Linked DNA regions of Homo sapiens: region 2 is linked to region 1. Evidence: chromatin loops called from intact Hi-C (ENCODE). Cell type or tissue: B cell. All regions are shown on one strand. Each heading gives the region's core, and the rest is flanking DNA. Links, peaks and the distances in the headings are about the cores only.

Region 1 (8,858 bases), core at 318-8,317:
CGCTCTCCTTCTGCAGGACAGGAAGGGACGCCATGGGGCTGGGGGGTGGACAGGAAGAGAAGATGTGTCACCTGCAGCCACACCTGAGATGGGCTCAGAGTCATTCACCAAGACAGGTGGTGCTCACCCCCTGGCTGAGTGGACCAAAGTCAGGGCGGCCTGTCCTCTTCCCGCGTGGGGTTCATTCTCCTTTCCTACATCTCAAGACCCTGCTTCTTAATTCTGCCTTTGCCTCGGTGGATATCGGGAGGGGGTATTGCAAAAGCGTGTTTTGGATTCGATTTTTATTCTAAGTTAACAATGCTCCTTACAACAGATTTTCGATAACCTCCAGCTGCTTTTGCCAAACCCAGCCCATCAATCCAGGGGCAAACCTCGGGAGGACAGCAGTGCAGGCCGGGTGGCATTCGGCAGCTGCCCAAATGCCAGAAAGTGACACATGGGAGCTTTTTATAACTCCAGAGCCCTAGAAAGTTGTTTCAAAGAAAAGGAAAAAGAAAAAGCATGGCTTCTAAGGCTCTGCTCCCCAGGCTGCCTGAGGCTGAGGCCCGTCTGCCCCCGCTGCTGCGTGGGCTCCCCCTGAGGCAGCGAGGGGGCGGCGCTGCAGTGGGAAAGGAAGAGACAGGGGCTCCTGACAGCTAACCCAGGCTGGGGGCGTGGGGTGCTCCAGAGGTCTAAGAAAATAACAATTAAAAATAAGTCTTCAGCTAAAAAGGGTAGGGAGGGGACAGAGGTAACTTGGGGACAGTGGGTGACAGTGATTTTCGGGCTAAGCTGCCTAGGTCCCTTTAGGAGGATGCATCCCGCAGCTCTGGGGAGTGTTGGCTGCAGGGCCCTGGCCTGGGGAGGATGGGCCAGTTGTTCCCAGATGAAGAATCTGCCCCAGGTCATACCCAAGAAGGGCTGCTTGATGATTGGTCCACTCAGAGCCTGAAGACCCTCTTCCTGAACTCCTGACCAGGAACAGTGCGGCTCCGGAGCTCCCTCCGGGCGGCTGGGCCTTCCCTGAGACTGCATTACAGCCGCCTCTTTCTCTGCTGCTCCTCCCTTTCCCCCAGAGGCTCTTGCCTGCCGTGGGTCTCCGTGTCAGAGCCGGCGTCCTGGGCACCCCGTCTGAGACACAGCCTTTGCAGAGGGCAAGTGGGCAAGAGGCCAGCAAGAGGGGCAAGGTTTGCCTTTGTGCACCCTTTTGTACTGCTCTCATTTTTCTACCACATGCATGCGTTATCTATTTAAAACTTAGCTTCTTTGAGAAATAAATGTAATCTATCAGTCTTTCATTCAACCACAGTGAACGTTAATATTAGGACGATGTGAGAAAATAAAACTGAGAAGGGCAAAAGCTGCACAAGGAAAAAATGTGCTATTCCCTGAACTTCGGTGGGAGATTCATGGCTTGGTGATAGAATCACCAAATTATAATCCAAGGACACAGGCCTTGATAGGTATCGGGAGGCCTATGCTGAAACGCTGTTAGAAAATGTCAGCAGGAAAGAATCAAATATGATAACAAGTAAAAATGAAAATGGAGAACTGTGCAGTTTCACAGTGTTCTCTGGAAAATTGATCAAGGATTTATTTAAGCTCCATAGAGTGGGCTCTGGAAAGTGTCCTTGATGGAAATTCAGCAGAGTTGGTATAATTCAGTTTAAAATGTTTGTATTTAAAATGTCCTCAGGGCCAAAATTTCTGTATGGATTACAATGGCTGGCCTTCTCTACACAATGTGGGAGGAAAGGAGAGAAGAAGTTTAGCTGAGGAAATCTTTTTTTTTTTTTCTTTTTTTTTAGATGGAGTTTCGCTCTTGTTGCCCAGGCTGGAGTGCAATGGCGAGATCTCGGCTCACTGCAACCTCCGCCTCCCAGGTTCAAGTGCTTCTCCTGCCTCAAGCTCCCGATTACAGGCATGCACCACCATGCCCAGCTACTTTTGTATTTTTAGTAGAGACGGGGTTTTTCCATGTTAGTCAGGCAGGTCTCGAACTCCTGACCTCAGGTGATCCTCCCGCCTCAGCCTCCCAAAGTGCTGGGATTACAGGCATGAGCCACCACGCCCGGCCAGCTGAGGACATCTATAAAGACATTCTAGAGGGAAAACAAGACAGAGACGTCTTCGGGAGGAATCACAAGGCAAGACACACACCAGGCCTTTGGGGTTGAGTAGGGGTCCAGCCTAAGGCCTAGGAAACCGGGCTGATGGGCTCCATGAGGTGAGTGTGACCAGAACTGGTGGCTCATGCCTTAGAGAGAAGATGGGGCAAGGGAGAGAACAGAGGCTTCAGGCTAGAACTAGGGAGCAAAGCCACTGGCTGGCCCACCCTCAAGAAGAGAACCACTCTCAATGCTTACAATTGAGATATGTGACCAGGCACAGTGGCTCACGCCTGTAATCCCAGCAGTGGGAGAGGCAGAGGCAGGTGGATTGCTAGAGTCCAGAAGTTCCAGACCAGCCTGGGCAACATGGCAAAACCCCATCTCTACAAAAAATACAAACATTAGCCAGTCATGGTGACACATGTCTGTAGTTCCAGCTACTCGGGAGGCTGAGGTGGAAGGATTGCTTGAGCCTGAGAGGTGAAGGTTGCAGTCAGCTGAGATAGCACAACTGCACTCCAGCCTGGGCAACAGAGTGAGACCCTGTCTCGAAACAAAAAATAAAATAAAATAGAGATATAATTCACATATTATAAAATGTACCTTTTAGAAGTGTATGATTCAGGCTGGGTGCAGCGGCTCACGCCTGGAATCCCAGCACTTTGGGAGGCCGAGGCGGGTGGATCACCTAAGCTCAGGAGTTTGAGAAGTGTATGATTCAGTGGTTTTTTTAGTATTTTCATAAAGTTATACAGCCATCACCACTATCCAATTCCAGAATATTTTCACCACCCCAAAAGAAATCCCATACCTGTGAGCAATCACTCCCCTGTCAATGAAAACAGTCAAACTCTGTAAAATATTTGAAGAGATTTATACTATACTATACTATACTATTTATATATTTGGCTATAAAAGAGATTTATAGCCAAGTATGAGTAACAAATGGCTCGTGACACAGCCCCAGGAGATCCTATGTGCCCAACGTGGTCAGAGTACAGCTTGGTTTTATACATTTTAGGGAGACTTAAGACATAAATCAATACATGTAGGATGTACATTGGTTCCGTCTGGAAAGGCGGGACAACTTGAGGTGGGAGTAGGGAAGGCAGTTTCCAGATCATAGGTAGATTCCAAAAATTTTCTGATTGGCAGTTGGTCAAAAGAGTTTATCTAAAGACCTGGAATCAGTAGAAAGGAATGTCGGGTTAAGATGAGCGGTTAGCTGGGCGCAGTGGCTCATGCCTGTAATCCCAGCACTATGGGAGGCTGAGATAGGCGGATCACGAGGTCAGGAGATCGAGACCATCCTGGCTAAAACGGTGAAACCCCGTCTCTACTAAAAATACAAAAATTAGGTGGGTGTGGTGGTGGGCGCCTGTAGTCCCAGCTACTCGGGAGGCTGAGGCAGGAGAATGGCATGAACCCGGGAGGCGGAGCTTGCAGTGAGCCGAGATTGCGCCACTGCACTCCAGCCTGGGCGACCGAGGGAGACTCCGTCTCAAAAAAAAAAGATGAGCTGTTGTGGAGACCAAGGTCTCATCACGCAGAGGCCGCCAGGTGGCAGGCTTCAGAGCTCTTCGCAGACCTAAAAAGATGCCAGAGTCTTAGTTAATTCTCTCCTGGATCAGGAAAAGGCCTGGAAAGGGAAGGGGATTCTCTACAGAATGCAGATGTTTCCTCACAAGAGACAGCTTTGCAGGGCCATTTCAAAATAAGTCAAAGAAATACATTTGGGGGTAAAATACTTTAATTTCATTCAGGACCTGCTATCTGTCCTGATGCTATACTAGAGTTAGTTTGGAATTTGGTGTCTTATTGCTACAAAAAGTCTGTTTCATCAGCCTTAAGATCTGTTTTAGTCAGGTGCGGTGGCTCACGCCTGTAATCCCAACACTTTGGGAGGCCGAGGCAGGTGGATCATCTGAGGTCAGGAGTTCAAGACCAGACTGGACAACATGAAAGAATCCCTGTCTCTACTAAAAATACAAAAATTACTCAGGCATGGTGGCACATGCCTGTAATCCCAGCTACTTGGGAGGCTGAGGCAGGAGAATTGCTTGAACCTGGGAGGCGGAGGTTGCAGTGAGCACTCCAGCCTGGGTGATAGAGCGAGACTCCGCCTCAAAAAAAAAAAAAAAGATTTGTTTTAATGTTAATGCTGGTCAGCTGTATCTGAATTCCAAAAGGAGGAAGGTGGGAGACACGTCTGACCTCTGACCCCCACTCCCCATCATGGTCTGAACTAGTTTTTCAGGTTAACTTGGGAATGCCCTTAGCTGAGGAAGGGTCCACTCAGTTGGCTGAGGGGGCTTAGCATTTTACTTCTGATTTACACTCCATTACCCAGTCCCCTCAGCGCCTGGCAACCACTCATCTATGTCCTGTCTCTCTGGATTTGCCTATTCTGGCCATTTCATGTAAATGCAGTCATATGCTATGCGGCCCGTGGACTGGCATCTTCCACCAAGCACCATGTTTCCAAGATTCGTGCAGGTTGTAGCATGGGTCAGTACCTCATTCCTTTTCATGGCTCAGTAATATTTGATTGTATGGCTACACCACAGCTATGGTTTGAATGCTTGTATCCTCTTCAAAATTCATGTCAAAACTTAATTCCCAAAGCAATAGTATTAAGAGGTAGGACCAGGCCGTGAGGATGGAAGAGACTAGAACCTTTATGAAAGAATTTGGGGAAGTGGTTTGTCCCCCTCCACCATGTGAGGACACAGTGTTCATCCCCTCCAGGGGATGCAGCAACAAGGCACTGTTAGATATGAGTTCTAAATTTCTTTTCAAAGAATTAATATGTCAGTATGTTCAATTCTTTGCCTTCTACTTTTAAACTTAACTTCCTCATAAAGCAACCTTTTTCGATTACCTTTCCACCCTGACTCATTCCGATTATTCCGATTACCTGCTACCTGCTCTGCCCTGATTCCCGCCAAATCACTTATCCCATCATTCCCTTTAAATTGGCCAATAGGAATTAGTTTAGCCTGTGCGGTCCAACCCTACCCAATAGGGGAACGACACAGCAGTAGGGGCCACGTGAGTCAGGGATAAGAACCCCTTCCCCTCCCTTGTCCAAGTGAGTGCTCACCATTGCTCCATCTGTAAGAGCACACCCTTCTATAGAAGTAACTTGTCTTGCTGAGAATTAAAAAGAAAATTTTATATTTGAGTGCTATTCCTTTTGTGGCACCAAAACTTTATATATAACAGCACCATCTTGGAAGCAGAGACCGAGCCTTCACCAGATATTGAACCTGCTGGTGTCTTGATCTTGGACTTTCCAGCCTCCAGAGAAATAAACTTCTATTATTTATAAATTACTCAGTCTGTGGTATTTTGTTACAGCAACACAAATAGACTAAGTCACTTTTTTTTTTTTTTTTTTTGAGACAGAGTCTTGCTCTGTCTCCCAGGCTGGAGTGAAATGGTGCGATCTTGGCTCACTGCAACCTCCACCTCCCAGGTTCAAGTGGTTCTCCTGCCTCAGCCTCCTGAGTAGCTGGGATTACATATGCACACCACCAGGCCTGGCTAATAAGTCACATTTTATTTATGAATTCATCAACGGATGGGCATTTGGGCTGTTTCTGGTGTTTTGGGCTATTTTGCCTAATGCTGTTATGAACACTAGTGTACAAGTTTTTGTGCAGATATATGCCTCCAGTTTTCTGGGGTATCTGCCTAGGAGTGGAATTGCTGGGTCATACAGTCATTTTGTATTTACCTTTTTGAGGATCTGCCAAATTATCTTCCACAGCAGCTATACCACTCCACATTTTCACAGGAAATGTGCGAAGGTTCCAATTGCTCCACATCCTCATCAACACTTGGTATTATGTCCTTTTAGTTATTTTGATTCCAGCCTTCCTAGTGGGTGTGAAGTGGCATCTCACTGTGGCTTTTGATTTGCATTTCCCTGATGACTAAGGAGGCTAAGCATCTTTGCATGTGCTTCTTGGCCATAGGAGTTGGATTTTAGCCTGGAGGCAATGGGAAGATTTCAAACATTTTTAGACAAGGGAGCGACCCAAGCTGATTTATTTTTAGTAAGTGCCCCTTTTGGTTTCGGGGGGAATAGCACAGAAGGTGAGTATGTTGCAGTTTTCCAGGTGAGATCAAACAAAAACCTGGATGAAGCAGAGACAGTGGTGACTGGGAGGGGCCTGGTTCTTAGAGAGCAGAGGAATCAACATGATCAGGAAAGCAAACCGGGGGAGGCTTTGGGAACACATGAGGTTAAAGTATTTGGAACTGATTTCCATAGTGTCTGTGACTGTGTTCCAGATTCCTCCTTTAGATTCTAATCTCTCTTTTTTTTTTGAGATGGAGTTTTGCTCTTGTTGCCCAGGCTGGAGTGCAGTGGCACCATCTTGGCTCACTGCAACATCTGCCTCCAGGGTCCAAGCCATCCTCCTGCCTCAGCCTCCCAAGTAGCTGAGATTACAGGCTCCTGCCACCATGCCTGGCTAATTTTGTATTTTTAGTAGAGACAAAGTTTCACCATGTTGGTGGGGCAGATCTCGAACTCCTGACCTCAGGTGGCCTGCCACCTCAGCATCCCAAAGTGTTGGGATTACAGGCGTGAGCCACCATACCCGGCCTAGATTCTAATCTCTTTGAGGGTGGGGACAAAGTTATTATTTCTTGCAGCAAGTATTTACTGTGTTCCTACCATGTTCCTGGCATGGATCTAGGAACTTGGGTTACATCATCAGTAAACCAGACCAAGATCCTTGCTCTCGTGGAATTTGCATTCTTCGGGGGATGGAAGGGTTACGATTGTTGCCAAACACCTAGCTAGGGTTTGCAAGGACCAGAACCTGTACAAGCACTTTACAGGGATCACCTCTTTTGCCCTCACTAATCCCGGACTCTGTAAGACCTGGAAGGTGTGGAGTGATGCTCCTTATGGAAGAGATGACAGCGTGGAGGCAGAAAGCTGGGGACTCCTCCTCGCCCCAACCTCTATGCAATCTGCTGGTCTTTCAAGTGTTTGTCTTATGTGTATGTCGAGACAAAGCTGGGCACTGGAGGTTGGAAAGAAAAACAGGACCCCAGGGTCAGCTTGAGGGCTCTTATCTCTCATCCTCAGCAATGCCTCAGCCCTGGCCCCAACTCACACCCACCCACATCAATCCCCAAGTGTCCTCATAAGAATAATACCAGGCCGGGCGCAATGGCTCACACCTGTAATCCCAGCACTTTGGGAGGCTGAGGCTAGCAGATCACCGGAGGTCAGAAGTTCAAGACCAGCCTGGCCAACATGGTGAAACCTCTTCTGTATTAAAAATACGAAAATTAGCTGGGCATGGTGGCAGGCACCTGTAATTCCACCTGCTCGGGAGGCTGAGGCAGGAGAATCACTTGAACCCAGGAGACGGAGGTTGCAATGAGCCAAGATCGTGCCACTGCACTCCAGCCTGGGTGACAGAGCGAGACTCTGCCTCAAATAATAATAATAATAATAATAATACCAAACACTTATAAGACTTATATGGCCTTACAAAGTGCTGGACACTCTTTCGGTGCTCTCCAATATTTTCTTAAAATGTTTATAAATTGTATTTACAAATTTTATTATTGACAATACAATTGACAAATATTGATTCCTCTAACCCTTGCAACACCCTACCAAGTAGCTGTTGTAATTATCCCATTGTACAAATGAGGAAACCGAGCTCACCTAACCTTCAAGTGGCAGAGCTGGGACTAAAGACGCTTCTAAGCCCACACAGCACTCCCTCCGAGAGAAGTCCTGAAAACGCCGGCACCTCATTAAATTCCATGCCAGGCTTTAGCACGTCTTATAAACGGCTGGCTCACCTTGACCCAGCCCCCTGGCTCCAAACATTGGCAGCTGCTCTAGGCTGATATAGTGGGAAGAGAACTGAATTAGGAGTCCAGAAATTTGGATTCTGGTCCTAGGTCCACTCCTAATAGTTTGTGCACCTTTGGCAAGAATCTACCTTCCTGGGTTCAGCTGCCCCATCTGGTGGGAAGGGAGCTGTGTGAGGTGCCCGCCCAGGCCCCTTCCATTGCTAGGGGCTGAGCCTAAATGAGGATCAAGGGGGTGTGGGTGGGGAAGGAGCTGGAAGCTGAATCCCCCTGGGTGGGGTGGACAAGGGTCTCAGCAAAACCCAGCCTCACACTCGAGTAGCCAGACAATGTCAGAGGTGACACTATCAGGTTGAATTCTGAGAAATTGCCATTTTGTAGGTTAAAATAGCCAAACAGGAGCAATTTCATAGGATCCCACTAAGGCTACCAGTGGCTGGTGCTGCTCTGGCCTTGCCGGTACCAAACCCAGAGCCAAGCGTCTCACACGTGAAATCTCACTTCTCCCACGCAGCCCCTTCACATCCTATCACAGATGCGGGGAAACAGAGAAGTGGGTCAGAGAGGCTTCTCCAGGAGCGCACAGCCAGTTGGTGGTGGATGAGTGGATCTGAGCCTGGATCTGCCAGATTCCAGAACCCAACCACTGGGGTTTCCTGCCATGAGCCTCACAGCTGGGATTCTGATGTCTGAACATTCTGTGAAGTCCCTGACAAAAGACAACATCGGGGGACCCCTGTCCGGCTTCTCTCCATGTCTTGTTGGGAACACAACCTTGTGAGCACCTTGCAACGCCTGGGGCCTCCCCGCTGGCATTCACCTTGCCCGCTGCAGGGAGATGCTTGGCATTTCACAGATCTGTATGGAGCACCTTCCAGTGCGGGAAACAGATAAATAGAGAAGCCCTGGTCCCTG
Region 2 (8,858 bases), core at 603-8,602, 72 kb after region 1:
CGAAAGGGACTTGGGTGAGGTAAGAGCAGAGAATGGAGATAAGAACGGTGGGGGCTAGAGGCAGTAGATTAATGATTTAGAGCCTTCAGAAGCCCAGAATGGACCCAAGAATCAGTTCTTCAGTTTTCAAGATGTGGGATGGTGCTGATGTGGGACATGGGATGTTCTTGGTAGTCAGTGCCCATCCTCACAGAGTTCATCCAAGGCTGCTTTGCAAGTCCTCTTTGGTATACCAACCAGCAGTGAGTCATGGTGAGCTGGGCAGCACGGCAGGAGGAAAGCACAATCATTGCAGAAAGGTGTTCTGTAAAGAGGGGCACAGGAAGCCAACTTACATATGTCAAGCACCTTTACACTCACTGTCTCATTAAATTCTCTGGCCATTATCCCCACATGTTGTTTTTTGAGATGGAGCTTTGCTCTTGTTGTCCAGGCTGGAGTGCAGTGGCGCGATCTTGGCTCACTGCAACCTCTGCCTCCCAGGTTCAAGTGATTCTCCTGCTTCAGCCTCCTAAGTAGCAGGAATTACAGGCATGCACCACCACGTCTGGCTAATTTTGTAATTTTAGTAGAGATGGGGTTTCACCATGTTGGCCAGGCTGGTCTCAAACTTCTGACCTCAGGTGATCCACCCGCCTCAGCCTCCCAAAGTGCTGGGATTACAGGCATGAGCCACCGCTCCAGGCCTAGACTCAATACAGTTTGGTGCCTAGCCTTAAGGCTGCACAGCTACCTAGTGAGACAGCCAGACAGTGAACCCAGGGCCTCTGACTCCACACCCATGACCTCCCCTTTCCAGGCTGCCTGTGAGGTATGGCCAGGGTAATCACGGCTATGAGAAGGAGGGTGTTCCTGTGAATCTGCCCACAGGAGGCAAAGTCCAAAGCCCCCAGTACGTCACTGACTCAGTCCCTTGGGGTCCTCTCAAGTTCAGGTATTGTGTTGGGACTTTATTCCTACAGGCACAAGGTCATGAATCAGGGTTCTAGTCCCAGAAATCATTTCATATCACAAAAGTGCCACATTGCTAAATATATGTATAAGAAAAAAACCTTAATATGTGCTTTTATAAGTTGATATTTAGCATACAAAATTAAGCTACATCTAAAATATGTGGGGCCATTTTTCTGGATAAACTAAGAAAGCATCAGCCTTGTTAAAACATTAGCCCACTGGCCTTCCTCTGTTCCTGGCAATGGCCAGAGGGAATTGCAAAAGTGCATCGCTCCAAGAATGCTCAGCCTGCATTAAACGTGGGAGTCACCTCCAAGGCCAACACTCAGCAGGGACAGCCTGGGACAGCCACACTAAGTGTTAACAGCTCTGCTGTAGCTGGTTGGTGCCATACCTGGTTGTTAAACATTGTGACTATCATCCATGGATCCACCTAAAAAATGGCCATTGTTACCCAGGGCGGTGGCTCACGCCTGTAATCCCAGCACTTTGGGAGGCCGAGGCGGGCAGATTACCTGAGGTTGGGAGTTCAAGACCAGCCTGACCAACATGGAGAAACCCCTTCTCTACTAAAAATACAAAATTAGCCAGGCATGGTGGCGCGTGCCTGTAATCCCAGCTACTCGGGAGACTGAGGCAGGAGAATCACTTGAACCCAGGAGACAGAGGTTGTGGTGAGCCAAGATTGCGCCATTGCACTCCAGCCAGGGCAAAAAGAGTGAAGCTCTGTCTTAAAAAAAAAAAAAAAAAGGTCATTGCTGTGGAATCGCCCATTGCCACCAATGGCTCATGTACAGCATGGCGAGTCTTCAAGTGCTGATGCTGGGCAATGTCCCATTTCCACACTGTTCCTTGTATGTATTTCTATGAAAATGTACAAGTTGCATGTTCAGTAAGCCTGGGGCAGCTTGTCAGGTGTTTATTGAAGCTAGCTTGGGTTGTTCTGTGAGAGTGTCTAAACACAGGGACAAGCACTGGGTAAAACAGGAACTGAAGAAACGTGGCCCGACTCTAATCAAGCCTGCAGCTCTAACCAGGAATTTACAGGAAACACCGGGGAGAGAGGAACAGGTTAAACAACACCATGCAGGCACAGTCATAAAATCCAAACAGGATAAATGCCCCAATTTCTCAAGGGGAAAACTGCAAAGAGAAAAACAAGAAAGAAAGGAAGCAATTAAAAGAGACTGAAGAAATATCAATGGATTGCATTATACAGACTCTATCTGAATCTCTTTTAAAACACACTGTGGGGAGGGGGTGTTTGAGCCAATATTTGATCATGTTAAGAGATTATTGATAATCTCTTTAGGCATGCTAATGGTATTGTAGTTATTTTTAACCTATATTTAACCTCAATATCTTTTAGAAATACAGTCTGAAATATTTTGGATGAAGTGATATGACGTCTGGGATTTGCTTCAAAATAATCCAGGCCTGGGGAGGAGTGGGTGGGAGTGGAGAAGAAAGACTGGCCGTGAGATGAGAACTCTTGAAGCTGGGTGATGAATATTGGGGGAATTAATTATACTTTTCTGTCTATTTCAGTATATGTTTGAAATTTTCCATAATGAAAACTTTAATTTTTAATATGTTTATTTTTTTAAAGCTTGTTTTTTAAAATACAAAAAGACAGGAGCTTGAGTATAGAGACCCTTCAGTCTTGCCCACCCAGTTCCAGTCTCCTTTTCCGGGAGGTTGGCAGAATCATCAGCTCTTACCATTGACCATGGTGGCCCAGGTAGCATTAAGCTCCTCAAACATAGGACCATGCCAAGTTTTGTTGCTTCCTGAGCAATTGGCACAGTGCAACACACCAGAAGGCCTCAATACTTGCAAATGATTGATGAATGAGTAAATGCATGCATGCCGACTCCCGGGCAGAAGCTGAGATCTAGGAGCTCAACCACTGACCTCTTGAAGATACACCTGTGCAGACTGGTCCAGAAGTATCCTGGGACTGTGCAGACCAAGGCTCTTGCAAAGAGGTCACAATGTCACCAGGATAGATGAACACTCCGTGCAGCTCTAGCAGAAGTACAGTATCTCTACCTCAGAGGGGTTTTCCTGCCCGGCTGCCTTTTGGTGATAACCCATTTCTCCACCTCCCCTAGTAATATAGGAGACCAAGTACCCTCAGCAATAAAAATACAAATGGAGCATCATAAATTAGTTTCCTCTCTGGCATCCCTCGCTTGGGTGCTAGCTGAGGTCCCATCACTGGCCTCCTAGTTCTGCAAAACAAAGGACACTAGAGCATCGGAAGGATCTCAGGCTACTTGGACACGGTGACTGAAGAGAGGTTTGAATTTTCTATCTGTGAAACCGTTTCTATTTTTACACTGTCTCAGAACAAATATAACTGTGACTTATGTTTCACAGTTTATGCAGCTAATTTCATATACTTTTGACAGCTCTATCTTATTTTCAGCAGTTCTAAATGTTTTTCCCCTTTGAGAAGTTGAAGGGGCATATCCCACACCTCTCCATGGAGAGATGACTGGGCTGCAGGGCAGGTGGTTCTAGGTGTGACACTGGAGGAGGACACAGTCCCAGCTCTCCCTCCCCTCCTGGGCAGAGGCCCACACCCAGAGGTGACCAGACAGGTGCAGAAACTTGCATGTGACTCAGATCTTATGGGATCACATGGACTGTCTCTGGGACTTATGACTACTTTCACATTTAACATTAATATTAGTAATAACTGAGCTGGGCATGGTTGCTGACACCTGTAATCCCAGCACTTTGGGAGACCGAGGCGGGCAGATCACCTGAGGTCAGGAGTTCAAGACCACCCTGGCTAACATGGCAAAACTCTGTCTCTACTAAAAATACAAAAATTAGCCTGGTGTGGTGGCGGGTGCCTGTAATCCCAGCTACTTGGGAGGCTGAGGCAGGAGAATTGTTTGAACCTGGGAGGCAGAGGTTGCAGTGAGTCCAGATTGCGCCACTGCACCCCAGCCTGGGAGACAGAGTGAGACTCCATCTCAAAATAATAATAATTATTAGTAGTAGTAATAATAATAATAACAGCAACAACAGGCTCTGGGGGCCTGAGCTTGAACTGTGGATTTTCTCTACCTGTAATTACATCTTTAGTTTTTAAACTCTTGACATCTTCTCCCTTGTTAAATTGCCCATTTAGATTTATTTTGCCTTATTTTGGTTATTCTAGCTTATCGTACTTATTCTTTTAATTTTCAATCTTCCTTACTTTGCCCTTTTACCTTCCTTCTTATTTTCTATTTTAATCACCTTTTAAATGTTCTCCCTTTGTGTTTTAGCTTTATCATAATTACCACTATTAAAATTCAGCACTTCTGGCTTTAATTCTTAATGCCAAATCTTTTTTCCCCCTTTAATTCTCTTTTTATCTTCCTATTTAAATTCCTAAGCTTCTGGGGCAGGGTTGGTCTTGGATTTACTGTTTTATTTCCTATTTCTTTTTAGCCATTGTCCTTCTTATGCGCTTTTATTTTGTTTACTTGACTGTTTATAACTGTAACTTTTCAGTAACCTAATTTTTTTTTTTTTTTTTTTTTTTTTTTAGATGGAGTCTTGCTCTGTCGCCCAGACTGGAGTGCAGTGGCACAATCTCAGCATCTCAGCTCACTGCAACCTCCACCTCCTGGGTTTGAGCGATTGAGCAATTCTCCTGCCTCAGCCTCCCAAGTAGCTGGGATTACAGGCACCTGCCATCATCCCCAGCTACTTTTCGTATTTTTAGTAGAGACGGAGTTTCGCCATGTTGGCCAGGCTGGTCTCGAACTCCTGACCTCAGGTATCCGCCCACCTCGGCCTCCCAAAGTGCTGGGATTACAGGTGTGAGCCACTGTGCCCAGCCTAATTCTGGTTCTTAAACTCCTATTTTATTGGTTCTATCAATACTTTATGGATAATATTAGTTAACTGTTTCTTCTGTTAGTCACAATCTTATATTGCAGCCAAATCTTTTTCTAATTCTTTTGAATTCTTAATGTAAGATGTTTACCTTATGGGCTGGCTCTGGGGAGGTGGTGAAAGCAGGGACTGATGGACCCATAAGCTTGTTTCTCTCAAATTCTCTCAAAACCCCACCTGTTCTGACCTTAGCAGGGCCCAGCCAGGTCCCTTCAGGGACAACCACTCAGAGTGGTTGAGCCCTGGATCCTCTTTATAGCAGCATGTGGCCTCGGGTAAATAAATCTTTGCTCTCCTCAAGCCTCAATTACCTCATATTTACAAGGAAAGGAGCGGCGTCTGAAACCAGCAAACACAGTAGACAGGGTCCAGCACATACAAGCACATGCTAAACTGCAGTCACGTTTGGGGGAGATTGAGGAAGGATATGTACAATACAGTTTCATTTCTGCAAAATTCAAAAACACGCCAAACTAACAAGGTAGCCAGCCCAAGATGCAAACCCTTCATCTAATATTAGAAAACACCAGAGAAGTCCCAATTGAGAAACATTCTGCAAAATATATTGGTCTGAAATCTTCACGAGTGTCAGAGTCACAAAACCAAGCAAAGGTCCTGCTTGGTGGCTCACGCCTATAATCCCAGCACTGTGGGAGGCCGAGGCGAGTGGATCACTTGAGGTCAGGAGTTCAGGACCAGCCTGGCCAACATGGTGAAACCCCGTCTCTACTACAAGTACAAAAATTAGCCAGATGTGGTGGCACATGCCTGTAATCCCAGCTACTCGGGAGGCTGAGGCACAAGAATTGCTTGAACTCAGAAGGTGGAGGCTGCGGTGAGATCGCACCACTGCACTCCAGCCTGGGCAACAGAGCGAGATTCTGTCTCAAAAACAAACCAACCAGCCAACAAACAAAAACAAGCAAAGACTGAAGAACTGCTCCCAGTTTAAGGACAGCAAAGAGCTGATCAGCAGGCTGCCATGATGATCCTAGACTGGGTCTTTTTACTCTAAAGGACATCATAGCAGACAATAGCAAAAAGCTGAATGGAGTCTGAGGGTCATTGGTGATACTATTTCAAAGCTGACTTCCTGGTTTTGATGGTTGTGTTTGGGTTATATAGGAGCTAGTCTTGGTCTAGAAAATACACACTGAAGTATTTGGGGATGATGGGATGTCAGGTCGGCAGCTGACCCTCCAACGGCTCAGGAAAAGTTTCTAAAAAGTTATTTGTACTGTACTTTACTTGCAATTTTCAGTATTCTTTTAAAATGTAAAAAACAATTAATATCTTGAAGGAAAAAAGACTGCAAGCTCTGGAGGGAGACTCCCAGACTTGACCTTAGGCAGGTTATTTCGGCTTTCTCTGCCTCAGTGTCCTCATCTTAAGTTGGGGAGAGTTAGAATATGAATAGGCGTATTACGAAGAAAAAGTAAGCTGTTATCCGTAAAGTGCTGAGAACAGTGATCGGCCCCCAACGTGCGTGACCTGTTACTATGTCTCGATGGTTGGAAAGTGTCCTCACCACAGGCCCTTTGCACCTGCTGTTCCCCCACCCACACTGGTGCCTGGATAGTTTCTATTCATCCTTCAGTTCTCATTTAGCTTCTTCTGCAAAGCCTTCCTCAACCTGCCACCCTTCCTTCATGCTTCCTGCCTCAGATGGCATTAGGAGCTCCTCTCTTTTTTTTTTTTTTCTTTTGAGACGGAGTCTCGCTCTATCACCCAGGCTGGAGTGCAGTGGCGTGATCTCGGCTCACTGCAAGCTCTGCCTCCCAGGTTCACTCCATTGTCCTGCCTCAGCCTCCCGAGTAGCTGGGACTACAGGCACCTGCCACCACGCCTGGCTAATTTTTTGTATTTTTAGTAGAGACGGCGTTTCACCGTGTTAGCCAGGATGGTCTCGATCTCCTGATTTCACGATCCGCCTGCCTCAGCCTCCCAAAATGCTGGGATTACAGGTGTGAGCCACTGCGCCCGGCTGGAACTCCTCTCTTAAGCTCCCACAGCATCCTACAATATCTCATCACCTAGATTAAAATGTCATTTTCTGGCAACTTATCCATCTTTTCTATTAGACAATAACTCCAGGGCTGGGCTGGTATCTTATTCACTGTCATATCCCCAGGCCTAAGACAGTTAATGAATGAATGAAAGCCTGGATACCCACCTCCCCTGTCAGAGAGAATAGAATAAAGCACCCTCCTTTAAGTCAAGGGTGTGATTCCAGGGCCCAGCTTGAGAGGGCTCCATTCACAGGGTCATCTATGTAAAAGATACCCCCGTAGTTGGACAGTGCACACCCTGAACTGCCTGACACTGCAGCCCTGACTCTCAACACAGCTCCCTCGGTAGACATTCGGCTCTGTTATCCTCACGCCAATAGGAAGAAAGGATTTTTTTATAGTTAGTGGCTCTAAAACAAAAATTGTTATTTTTGGCAAATGCTTCACCCCTGCAAACTTGAGGTGTCATTCATTTATGAGTTCATTCATTTAACAAATACTTATCAATCACCTCCACTGTCCTGAGTGCCGGTTTCTATCAGAAAATGTCTTATCTGGTGGCTCAAGGAGACATTTAGCCACCGCTTCCCCGGCAGCTTCCCAGGAAGCTCCAGTGCACCAAAGCTGGTGTTCCAGGGGCCTATTCCTGGACCTTAGTTTTGTGGCCCCTCTGCGTTCCTCCTGGAAAACGCTCCCGGGCCCCAGTCACCTCAGTTATGCTCCATAGAAGAAACCGCATACATCCTGGAGCACCAGAACTGCTTTTCTGGGAGAAGACCCCGGCTCTGGGCAGATCTCCCCCTAGGCAGGCAGCCAGGATACAGAAGATTTTGATCCCATTTCCTAATTTTCATAAAGGAATGTATATCAGTGTCATCAACAATGTATGTTAAACTTTTTCTTTTTTTTTTAAAAAAAAAAAGAATGTAAGTCAACTATCTTCTGGCTTTTTTTTTTATTTTTTGAGCATGTTGGTTGTGTAGGAGTAGCTGTCTCATTTATTAAAACTGAACAATATCAACAGGCAGACACACTGGTCACTTTTCTCTCTCTCTCTTTCTTTCTTTCTTTCTCTCTTTCCCTTTTTTTCTTTCTTTTTCTTTTTTTTTTTTTTTTTTTGACACAGAGTCTCGCTCTGTAACCCAGGCTGAAGTGCAGTTGTGTGATCTCAGTTCCTTGCAACTTCTGCCTCCTGGGTTTCAGCGATTCTCCTGCTTCAGTCTCCCCACTAGCTAGGATTACAGGCACGCGCCACCACACCTGGCTAATTTTTGTATTTTTAGTAGAGACAGGGTTTCACCATCTTGGTCAGGCTGGTCTCGAACATCTGACCTCGTGATCTGCCCACCTTGGCCTCCCAAAGTGCTGGGATTACAGGCGTGAGCCACTGCGCCTGGCCCCAATCACTTTGCTTTTTTGTTGTTTTTTTTTTTTTTTTTTTTTTTTTTTTGAGGGCTGTCTCACTCTTGTCTGCACTCTTGTTGGAGTGCAGTTGTGCGATCTCGGCTCACTGCAACCTCTGCCTCCGGGTTCAAGTGATTCTCCTGCCTCAGCCTCTGGAGTAGCTGGGATTACAGGTGACTGCCACCACACCCAGCTAATTTTTGTATTTTTTAGTAGAGATGGGGTCTCACCATATTGGCCAGGCTGGTCTCGAACTCCTGACCTCAGGTGATCCGCCTGCCTCGGCCTTCCAAAGTGCTGGGATTACAGGCGTGAGTCACTGCGCCCGGCTCACTGATCACTTTTCAAAGGTAGATTATTCAAGACAGTCAGAAAATAGATACCCCCAAAATATTGTTTAGTAAATAATAACACTTCCATGTAGAAATTGATATGTGGAGTTAAACAGATCTAAGATGAGAAAAATGTAGTAATCACTGTTAGGATAATCAATATCTCTATTAAAAGGCACTTGCTGCTCTTATAGATCATCTTCCAGAAATCCTGGAACTCACATCTACTGGTAGAGAAAACAATGTTCAAGAAAATGAA

Evidence for each region. A loop is a pair of places that touch in the nucleus more often than their neighbours do. Peaks named below come from ENCODE experiments on the same cell type or tissue, not always from the same donor. Only the 100,000 strongest peaks of a DNase experiment are listed, where the experiment ranks them.
Region 2: it touches region 1 in a loop (22-fold over the local background); 3 of 110 quality-filtered maps call a loop at or near these places.

Annotation. Positions count from the first base shown.
Region 1 is chr2:233,023,848-233,032,705 of GRCh38, reverse strand. NEU2 (neuraminidase 2) reads right to left here and starts at 34. Exons shown (of 2, transcript NM_005383.2): 1 at 1-34. The coding sequence starts at 34. In B cell, for the core only: a CTCF peak has its summit at 3,646 (motif pointing right); a DNase peak (open chromatin) is centred at 3,655.
Region 2 is chr2:232,952,426-232,961,283 of GRCh38, reverse strand. The region is part of intron 3 of NGEF (neuronal guanine nucleotide exchange factor); the gene reads left to right. Among named protein-coding and RNA genes, the nearest start is that of NGEF, 56 kb to the left of the region's middle. RefSeq lists enhancers at 1,953-2,002, 3,042-3,131. In B cell, for the core only: no CTCF peak of the experiment used is centred there; a DNase peak (open chromatin) is centred at 5,263; H3K4me3 peaks cover 1,722 bases; H3K27ac peaks cover 1,595 bases.